Regions from separate parts of the Homo sapiens genome. Here regions 1 and 3 are each linked to region 2. A link is a contact called in ENCODE Hi-C or POLR2A ChIA-PET data. All regions are on one chromosome and are shown on one strand. Each heading gives the region's core, a stretch centred on a gene start or an enhancer-like site at or near the end of the contact. The rest is flanking DNA. Distances are from core to core; before and after follow the strand shown.

Evidence for each region. A loop is a pair of places that touch in the nucleus more often than their neighbours do. ChIA-PET counts read pairs that join two places held with the same protein, here RNA polymerase II (POLR2A). Pooled maps may share reads with other maps.
Region 1: a map of MCF 10A shows a loop between it and region 2 (17-fold over the local background). The contact joins the promoter of NR2F2 here to the promoter of CHD2 in region 2. A Hi-C loop is called at or near these places in 6 of 168 maps with a recorded cell type or tissue (HepG2, MCF 10A, endothelial cell of umbilical vein and 2 more), 2 of 37 single-sample maps with no recorded cell type and 16 of 50 pooled maps. POLR2A ChIA-PET finds 5 or more read pairs at or near these places in 1 of 52 experiments (HEK293T).
Region 3: a map of gastrocnemius medialis shows a loop between it and region 2 (8-fold over the local background). The contact joins the promoter of MFGE8 here to the promoter of CHD2 in region 2. A Hi-C loop is called at or near these places in 1 of 168 maps with a recorded cell type or tissue (gastrocnemius medialis) and 2 of 50 pooled maps. POLR2A ChIA-PET finds 5 or more read pairs at or near these places in 1 of 52 experiments (AG04450).

Annotation. Positions count from the first base shown.
Region 1 is chr15:96,329,256-96,332,330 of GRCh38, reverse strand. NR2F2 (nuclear receptor subfamily 2 group F member 2) reads right to left here and starts at 1,631. Exons shown (of 3, transcript NM_021005.4): 1 at 1-1,631. The coding sequence starts at 225. RefSeq lists a silencer at 1,739-1,878.
Region 2 is chr15:92,899,074-92,902,535 of GRCh38, reverse strand. It overlaps CHD2 (chromodomain helicase DNA binding protein 2), which reads right to left and starts at 2,212. Exons shown (of 39, transcript NM_001271.4): 1 at 1,712-2,212; 2 at 1,237-1,369. The coding sequence starts at 1,298. RefSeq lists enhancers at 1,874-2,083, 2,124-2,193.
Region 3 is chr15:88,911,841-88,915,045 of GRCh38, reverse strand. It overlaps MFGE8 (milk fat globule EGF and factor V/VIII domain containing), which reads left to right and starts at 1,667. Exons shown (of 8, transcript NM_005928.4): 1 at 1,667-1,799. The coding sequence starts at 1,727. RefSeq lists an enhancer at 1,926-2,457.

The DNA of each region.
Region 1 (3,075 bases), core at 382-2,881, 3.4 Mb before region 2:
TTGCTGCTGCTGCTGCTTGTCGCTACCCGGGCCGCCAGGGCCGCCCTGGCCACCGGCCGCCGTCTGGGCTGGCGTGCTGGCTGGGCCCCCTTGGCCGGGCGTCTGTGGCGTGTGCGGGGCGCCGGGCGGCGGGCCGGGCACGGGCGGCGCCTGCGAGGCCTGGCTGCCCTGTGAGCCGGGCACCTCGTCCTGGGGGTCGCGCCACGTGCTGACTACCATTGCCATATCTATGGGGGCTGCGTCCGGACTTCCTGCTCCCCTGGCTGCGGGCGGCGGCGGGGCGGCGGCGGCTCCCCGGGTCTCGGGCTCCGGCGCGCCGCCTTTTGTGTGTGCGAGGGTGCAAGAGGGCGCGGGAGGGCGCCCCGGGTGGCTCGGGGGCTGGTTGGTTGAGGTTGGTTAGTTTTTCCTTTTTTGTTTTTGCTTTTGCAAAGTTTTGTCGATGGCTTGTCTGGCCCGGTGTGTTTGTTTTGTTTGTTTCTCTCGGCTCAGCTTTGTTGGTTTCGGGGGGCTTTCCGCCGGGAGGGGAGGGGAAGGGGACAGGAGAGCGAGTGGGAGCAGAACGTGGAGAAAGAGGGAGGGGAGGGAGAGCTGAAGTCGATTGTCTGGCTTCAAGACAGAAGTAGGAGGCAAAAAAAAAAATCTCTCCAAAGATCTCGCTCGCTCTCACTCTCTCCCTCCCTCTCTCGTTCACTCTCGCTCTTAGAGCTGGTGTGCAGCCGAGGAGTTGGCGGAGGAGGAGGAGGAGGAGGAGGAGGAAGAGGAGGTGGTGGTGAAGGAGGAGGTAGAGGAGGAGGAGAGGCGACTGTCCGGGGGCCAAGTCCAGGGCAGCCCACAGTCAGCCATTCAGGAAAGCCATCGAAATCAGGAGGACTAGGAGATCGGAGGCGCCGGGTGCGGGCGCGCCCAGGGAGCCAGGCAGGCCGGGGCGGAGGCCGGCGGCCCGCGGAGTGGCCGGAGCGCTGCCCGGGTCCGGGGGAATCAGCATGAAAGTGGTCCGCGTCGGGCGCTGCGCGGCGTCGTCCTGGCGCTGGGCCGCCGCCGCCGCCGCCTGCCCCGGGCGTCCGGCGCGCGCCTCGCTCTCTCCGGCCGCCGCCGCCCGCAGTCGCTGGGTGGAGGCCGCTCGCCGTTCCCTGCGGGCCGCCCGGGCCGCCGCTGCCGCCGGAGCCGCCGCCGAAGCCGCCGGGTCGGGCCCGGAGCCGCTGCGTCTAGCGCCGCCGCCGCCGCTGAAGTCGCTGCTGCCGCTGCTGCCGCCGCCGGAGCCGCTGCTGCTGCTGCTGCCGCCGCCGCCTCACACACATAGGGAAAGAGTCAACTCGCCGGCGGCGGGGGAGAAATGATAAAAGAGAGAGAGGAGGGCAGATCACCACCTAGAAGCACATCCTTCGTGCGCAGAGGGGGGAGAAAAAGACGGAGAGAAAGAATGAAAGAGGGGAAAAAAGGCAGTACGGCACCCGGAGAAAGGAGGCAACTCGGGGAGAGGAGGAGGAGAAGAAGAAAACACACACGCGCGCACGCACACACACACCGCGGAGAGAAAAGAACAGAGAATCAAAGTGATCAAATATGCTAAAAAGGGGGGCGCGGGAGGGAATGCGATTTATAGGCGCCGGGGCTGGCAGAAGTGGCTTCTCCGCGATCAGCTCACTGAGCTCTCTATATAGTGAACTTTGACACGACTGCTGCAACTTAGCGCACGTTGCCATGGCGACGGCGCGCCTTATAAGGCAGCAGCCGGGGTTGGCCTGGCCAGGCGCGCGCGCGCCGCCCCCTCGCCGTCATTGGCCGGACTGCGGCGGCCCCGCCATGGCGGCCGCGGGCGCAGCCCGGTCCTAGCGCGAGCGGCGTCGCCGGCGCGGCGCGGGGCACGCGGGGGACCGGGGGTTGGGGGGGCGGGGACGGGGTGGCCGCGCCGCCGCCGCCGCCGCCGCCGAGAGGGGGATGGGCCCGTGCTGGCCCTGCGAGCGCTGCCTCTGCTCTCCCCACATCCCGCACCCGAGGTTTCCGCCCCGGCGGGGAGACTAGCGCAGCGCGCACACACAACGTCTCTTAAAGGCTCCGCGAGAGGCTTTGGATGGAATCGGGGAGTTTGCCTCTCGCAACTTGGCGATGTCACGAATTCCGCCGCTCGCGCACCACCCGGGACTCCTGGCGCATCTTAGTACCCACAATGCCAAAGAAAAGTTCCCTGGTTTCTTTGCAGAGGGATAGGGAGTGAGGGTGGGAAGGTGCCACGAACTGAGCTTGTAGGCATTTTCCAAACGAAAGAGTTGGCCAGATCCGGGTGATGGCAAACCCTTCTCTTAATTAACTCTGATCACTTGTTCGGTTTGGTGACATATATATATGACATATATTCTTTTCAGAGGATAAAGGCCGTTCTGTTTCTGTTTATTCCTTGTAGGGTTAACATTTCACAGGTATGTGGCCTGACATTTTAATTGCCCAAATAAAGCATCTCGGATGCTGAGAAGCAGAAATAGACTTCATCTGATTGTCATGATGCAATTAGAATCAATTTTCCTCAACTTTACCCTCTCTCGCTGGTTTTAGCTAACTCTCCAGCCAACATCCTGCCACACACCCAGTCATGGTGAGAGGGGAAAGACCTCTGCCCACTGATGGACAGGAGGAGGCAGCCGCCCAGCCTCCCCTGTGCACACCCTCTGTACACACATGTAAGCGCACATGTATCAGATGCACATTTGTCAATGTACACAGACAAAGACTTCACCGACTATGCTTCTAGGTCATAGAACAGTTGAGTACGGACTTCATTGTTCCTCAAGTTCCTTTTAAGCATTCATATAGTCATTAAAACGCACCCAGAGATTCTGCCCCAAATGGGAAATAATACTAGTACAGGTCACAAGAACCAAACCCAAGCCATATTCTACCTCAAGAAGTCACTGCAAAAAGAACAACTTCATAGCCTATTGCCATTCTGCTCCATGTGCTAAAATAATTGAGACAGTTGTGTCTTTGAATTCCAGGGTGTCTGGTTTTAAACATCAAACATGTAGAATTGCTCTCAGAACACACTATATTCCAACGCAGTAAACTTGTTGTTTATGACCA
Region 2 (3,462 bases), core at 963-3,462:
AGAATTCAGCATATTAGTAACACATCATGTTCAAAACTTTCAAATTCACTAGCCTAATAGAAAAGTGTATTATTTATAAAAATTAGAAAAGTAAAAATTGGGAAGGAAAACCACATAATGAATCACATCCTTGTTAAACTGCATGATTTAAAATTTATAATATGAAAATGCATAAAGAACACATCAAAAAATGCATTCATATGTACTTTTAAAAATTAATATACAGAGGTCATACAACAAAAACATCTTAGAGGCTTTATTACTTCATCACTAACAAGGTACTCCAAGGAATGTGAAACAGATCATGATTTGCACAAACAGTACATTTTTAAGCTTCAGAAGATAAAGCATTCCAGACGACTCTGTCGAAATACATCAATAAATTTAAAGCAGCTACATCTAAATTGTGAGGATAAAATACATCTACCAACAGGAAATCAATGTCTTAAGCATACAAATGCAAACCTTAAAATAATTTAAATGTAAAATATACAACTGCAAATATTAATCACAGTAACAAACACAAAATAGAAGTATATATTAAGAGTATTCCAGGATTTCTGTTATTACAGATTTGATTTCATAAATGCAGGAACTCTAACCATCAAGTAAAGGTTTTGATAAATCACATCAAAATTTCCTAAAATGTCAAGTGTATCAAAAGAAATATAAAGTCACATAAAAATATAAACTGAGAGGCATCAGTCAAAGGGTCCTTTAAGTGATTTTGTTTTTAAATGTACATTTTTTCATTCATATAACTTTCTGATATGTCTATTTACTATAATTTACTACTACAAGGCTTCTCTATGGCCCTCAGTTACAAGTTTAGATATCCTGGATTCTTCAAAGAAAAAATTTGCCTTGTATGTAAAATGGTGCAATGCAGCAATGGCTAAACCGACAAGGTCATTTTTCTGCAGTACAAAAACCTAAAAACTGAAATTTACTGACAGAAAAACTGTACATTACAGTAAAGGCCCCTTTGAATAAAGGTACCTTACCTTTTGACTGCTGTAAGAGGCCTTAAGTCACAACTCAACTTTCATAAATTGCTACCAAAAAATTAGGGTGTGGCATATTAGCAATCTCAAGGTCATGCTTTAAAAAACGAATCCAAATTAGAAAAACACAATAAAACAGACAGCAATCCATGTCTGTCAAGGTAAACAATTGTAAGCTGAGGTTTCTCCCCCAAAAAAAAAGACAAAAAGGAAGAAAGTTGATAGCTCATACCTCGATGCATTGCTGTGTAGCGAACTGTCCTCCTCTTGGCTTTTGTCCTTATTTCTCATCATCTTTTAATTCTTAAATATTAAGGGGGAGGGGGAATCTGTGTTTGCTTTGAAGTCCTGTGCCCAGGTATTTACTGTCAAAAGTTGAAAGAAAGGTAAGGTCCCGGCTTCTATCGATGCTTTTTATTATCAGGAACAAAGTCCTGACGATGTTAACGATATTGTTATAACACAACAACGGTAAGCACCAAAAAACTAAATATTTCTATTTTTTCCTTAAAAGAAAAAACAACAGGATAAACCGAACAGTGGAAGCATCACTATCAATAAGGAAACTTTCTCAAAGTAGCACACTAGATACAAATAACAATCTCTGTATCTTATTGCGTCATCCAAGAATTTCTCGTATTTACAGAAAACAAGGCAAACTTAAACAAATAAATCTTTAAAATTATCACCAATGATCGTGAACTTACCTGATCCATGTAGTATGTCCAAACCAAGAGTCCTATCTACTAGTAGAAAAATATCAGATCCCAAATAATTAAAAATAAAGGCAAAATCCTCCGTTAAAAAACGAAAAATAAATAAAATAACCCTCAAATATGTTAACTGGTCAAAAAAATAAAGCAATAATTAATACTAAAACAGGTCCGAAAGAAAAAAAACCTCATTAGGAGAGCGCACAAAAATGGAGGTGCGCCATGGCTTCTAAGCTGGAAAAAACAACGACCTGGGCTCTCAGTACGGCTGCTTCTTTCCAACAAGGCACGAAAAGAAAGCTCCTAAAAGCTGCTTTTCTCCCAAAAAAAGGTTCGAATCGACCCCAGTAAGTCCCTAGGAAAGGCAGGGGGCTACGGGGGCCCCCTGAGGCTGCCCGAAAGTTAGGGAAAGTTGCGTAAAGTGAGGCAAAGGCAGGGAGCAGAGCGCGCTCTCTCTAAGGCACAGCCGCCATCTAGAGCCTCCTTCCCAGCTCTGAGAGCTCTGCCTTTGATTGACACTCTCTACATTTACCCCACAACTCAGGTGATGTACCATAGACCCACCCCTTCATCTCCACCAAAAAAAAAAAAAGGAGAGAGAGAGAGAGAGACAGATCCTCCATCCCAGGGAGCCTAAGGACCCCCACCCCCACACCTCCCTGCCCCTCCAGACCACCCCAACAGGGGGAGGGGGGAGGGCTTCTTAACCCCCTCTGGCTCAAGCACCCTTTTTAAGCCAGAGAGAAATGTAATTTGTTCCTTTTGTCTAAAGATCTGCTAAATATTTCAGTCCTTGAGCTAAAATAACTTCCTCCCTGGACAGGAAGTGGTGTTTTATCAAGCCATTTTGAAAAAGGGATAATTCTTAGAGAATCTAAAGCTCAGCTAAGTACTAATCTTTTTAAAAATTAATCCCCCAATGGGTGAAATGATTGCTAAATAAAAGTAAAACCTTAATTTCATAATATAAATTCAAGTTTTTCCTTCTTTATGATGCCTAAAAATAATCTAAAGACAAAATTTAAGGGGGAATTTTCCATCTCCACTGGAAGAAAGGGGTAACTTTTACAACTCAAGAGCGCCTCCCTAGTGTTCAAGTTGCACTGGAGCAAAAGTTAATGCAACCAATTTTTATTCAAGAATATCCATTTTTCTTTGTTCTTTCACAAAATTCTTTAACCCATTATATAACCTTGAAAATATTACACTCCTCCCCCCAAAGAAACTTCTCATAATCACAATATATTTACTTCCCATACTGATTCAGGCAAAAATTCAAGAGTATGGTCCAAACACGATCACCTTTAAATCAGTAACCCAAGAAACTCCACGTCCAAATCCAACAGAAAACACATATCCCAACACTTCCCTTATATTTCAAATCAAGTAAGTATACACCCATTTCAACAATGTTATTAACAATAGGACATACGTGATTGCAAATTATCAAAGTAATGTCACAAAGCAAATTCTCCTAAATATCAAAACCATGAGATCCACAGAAACAAATTACTAATTCCAGAAACAATATCCTACCAAGCACTCCATTCAGACAAGCATATTCACACACCCAAAAAAATCCAATCAACTTTCCTTATTCAACATAATCTGCCAGAACCATGTCTCTCCCTCACTGAAGAAATCCACTTTAGATTTACACCAAACAAAATCAACAATGTCCAATCTAGGTAAAATCCATAATCCAAACTGTTTCAATTCCATACTCTACACACAAAGATAAATTT
Region 3 (3,205 bases), core at 418-2,917, 4.0 Mb after region 2:
GCCACCACGCCCAGTACCCGCTTCTGAATATTTTAAGAAGGGCATCTTGCCAGTGGACTCTAGTCCCAACTTAGGTCTCAACACAGCTAGGAGGGGAGATGTGTGACTGTTCTATTTTGTTTGTTGGCTAGTCTGACTTAAATACTTATTAGTATTAGTATTGTTATTATTTTTTGAGACAGTCTCGCTCTGTTGCCCAGGCTGGAGTGCAGTGGTGCAATCGTGGCTCACTGCAGCCTCGACCTCTTGGGATCAAGCGATCTTCCCACCTCAGCCTCCTGAGTAGCTGGGACTACAGGCATGCGCCTGGAATATTTTTGTATTTCTTTTTTTGTAGAAACAGGGTTTTGCCATGTTGCCCAGGAAGGTCTCGAACTCTTGAGCTTAAGTGATATGCCTACCTCGGCCTCCCCAAGAGCTGGCATTACAGGCTTGAGTCACCACTCCCAGCCTGAAGCATTATTATTATTATTATTATTATTATTATTATTATTATTATTAGAGACAGAGTCTCACTGTGTCACCCAGGCTGGAGTGCAGTGGCATGATCTCGGCTCACTGGGACCTCTGCCGCCTGGGTTCAAGCGATTCTCCTGCCTCAGCCTCCCGAGTAGCTGGGATTACAGGCACCTGCCACTGCGCCCGGCTAATTTTTGTATTTTTAGTAGAGACGGGGTTTCACCATCTTGGCCAGGCTGGTCTTGAACTCCGACCTCAGGTGTTCCACGTGCCTCGGCCTCCCAAAGTGCTGGGATTACAGGTGTGAGCCACCGCACCCAGCCAAAACACTATTATTAAAATCACTTATTTGTAAACAGGTAATATTTGCACATGATAAGTACAAATCATTTAGTAAAAAGTCAACGGTGACAGGCTTGCTTTGTTTTATTCCCTTTCGGCAAACAGGTGCCCATTTCCTCGCATTTTGTCTATGGTGCCTTTCTTGCAACAAAGGCAGAGATGAATAGCTGCTACAGAGACTCAGGGCCTACATATCAGAGAACATTTTCTATTAGGCCCTTTACAGAAACCTTCGCTGATTTTTTTTTTTTAGTATTTTACCATTTCAGACAATGTTGCTATGCTATCTTTGTATATCTGTCATTTTGCACATGGGAGTTTCTGTAGAATGAATCTCTCTATGTGGAAATGCTAGGTCTTAAGGTGTCAGCATTTGTCGTTTTGATAGGTGTTACCAAATAGCCCTCTAGGGAAGTTGAACTAATTTATACTGTCTTCAGCGAAGCATGCTTGGACCTGTTCCCCACAGCCTCCACTAACCTTGTTAACATCTTGATACTTGCCGATCCGAGAAGGGAAACACGATGCTCATTGTAGTTTTAATTTGCATCTATCTGATTATGAATAAAGAGTTAGCATCTTTTCAAGTCTAAAAATCTTAAAAACAAAACTCCTGAACTTTTCCCGCCCAACAGACTCAAGACTCGTGACCCGGCCGTTGGCACGACGCGGGACGCCGGTGTGGCAGTGGCGGAAGAGGCAGATATCGCGGACCACCCCCGCGCCCCCCAATTCCTTTCAACCAATTCCCTCCCAGCCGCGGAGCCCCGCCCCCAGTCCGCCTCTGGCCAGCTTGGGCGGAGCGCACGGCCAGTGGGAGGTGCTGAGCCGCCTGATTTATTCCGGTCCCAGAGGAGAAGGCGCCAGAACCCCGCGGGGTCTGAGCAGCCCAGCGTGCCCATTCCAGCGCCCGCGTCCCCGCAGCATGCCGCGCCCCCGCCTGCTGGCCGCGCTGTGCGGCGCGCTGCTCTGCGCCCCCAGCCTCCTCGTCGCCCTGGGTGAGTGGATCGCGCCGCCCTCTGCCCCTCGCCCCTCCTCCCCGCGCCGCTCGGAAGTTTGCCCGGCGCCCGCCCTCCACCTCCACTGTTGACAAACTTAGACAAAGCCCCGGGGACCGGGCTGGGCAGAGGGGCGGCTTCTTCCGCTGCGCCCTGGCGGGACAGGGGGATGCGGCCCTGCTGTCTCTGCGCTGGGGCTTTTGGGCTGGGACTCGGGACATCGGGTGACAGCCCTGCCGCCCCCAGGGATGCGGCTTACAGATAATGACAAAGGAATCCGCTGTGTCGGGCCTCTCTTTTCCCTGGTGAAAAATGAGGCCAGGGAACTGCGTTTGACTTTCGAACCCCTTCCACCTGGGAGATTCTAGGACTCTAGTATGGATAAGTCTTGTCTGGATAACTTTGTCCTGGCCATCTCCCTGCCAACTCCAGTTGGCTGGACAGTTCATTGGATTTTTGCGCTCCCAATTGTCCGTGCCTGGTCACATAAGGGAAGGGCCGGGGAGTCGGTGCAATGGACGCAGGCCGTAAGTGGGGCCCGGGAGGGGACCCAGAGGCTTCGAGGAGCTTGGAAGAGGGCTGCCTGCTGATGGGAGTCTCCTGACTCCCTCCCTCCCGCGGCCTTGGCCGGCTGCTGTATCTTCCCCGGTCCTCCTCCGCCTCCCAGGAGGCCTCCGGAGGCCAGCTGGGCCCCTTGCAGGCTGGACTTGCGGATGCCCCGTGCCATTCACCGTGGAGCGCTGGGAGGGAGTCAGGGCCAGGACTCTTTAGGTGGCCCCTCCATCATTTTCTCATAGAAATGGGATTGACTGAAGCAAGGTAGGTAACAGCTGAGCCCCAGCCCTATGTCCTGTGATCTGCCTGACCCTCGGGGCTAGAGCTTCCAGAGTGCTCCAAGCTCCCAGGAACTTGGGAGCTCCTGGCCCTCCCCGGCCACCATGAAAGACAGCTGGATCTTCTTAGCCCCTTTCTACTCTTCCCTGTACCCCCCAACCTGAACTCTGGCCAAATGTTACTGGAAAGTCCCCGAAAGAGCAGGACTCTGAAGTCCCAAAGATGTTTTTATACAGGGTGATGTGGCCTTTTCCAGAAGGAGGAAACACCATACCTATCTTACACACAGGTAACGTGGCTGGGTAGAGTACACCTTTCCCTTTCCCTTTTTCCCACTGGACCGTTTTGCCCTGGAGCAGTGTAGGGAGAGGGCCGGTGCAGTTGGGAGGGAAGAGTCCATTCCCAACCCAAGCCTCTGTCTGTGTCAATGCTCGCCCCCGCCTGCCAGGTCAGAGGAAGGATTACCTGCTATTTAAAGCCAATGACTAATAGCTCCTTGGGAGCCACTTTAAGCTCCTGAGGCCCCTGGAGGGGGAGCTCTGAGGGCAGATCGCTCATTAATGGTGTTGTTG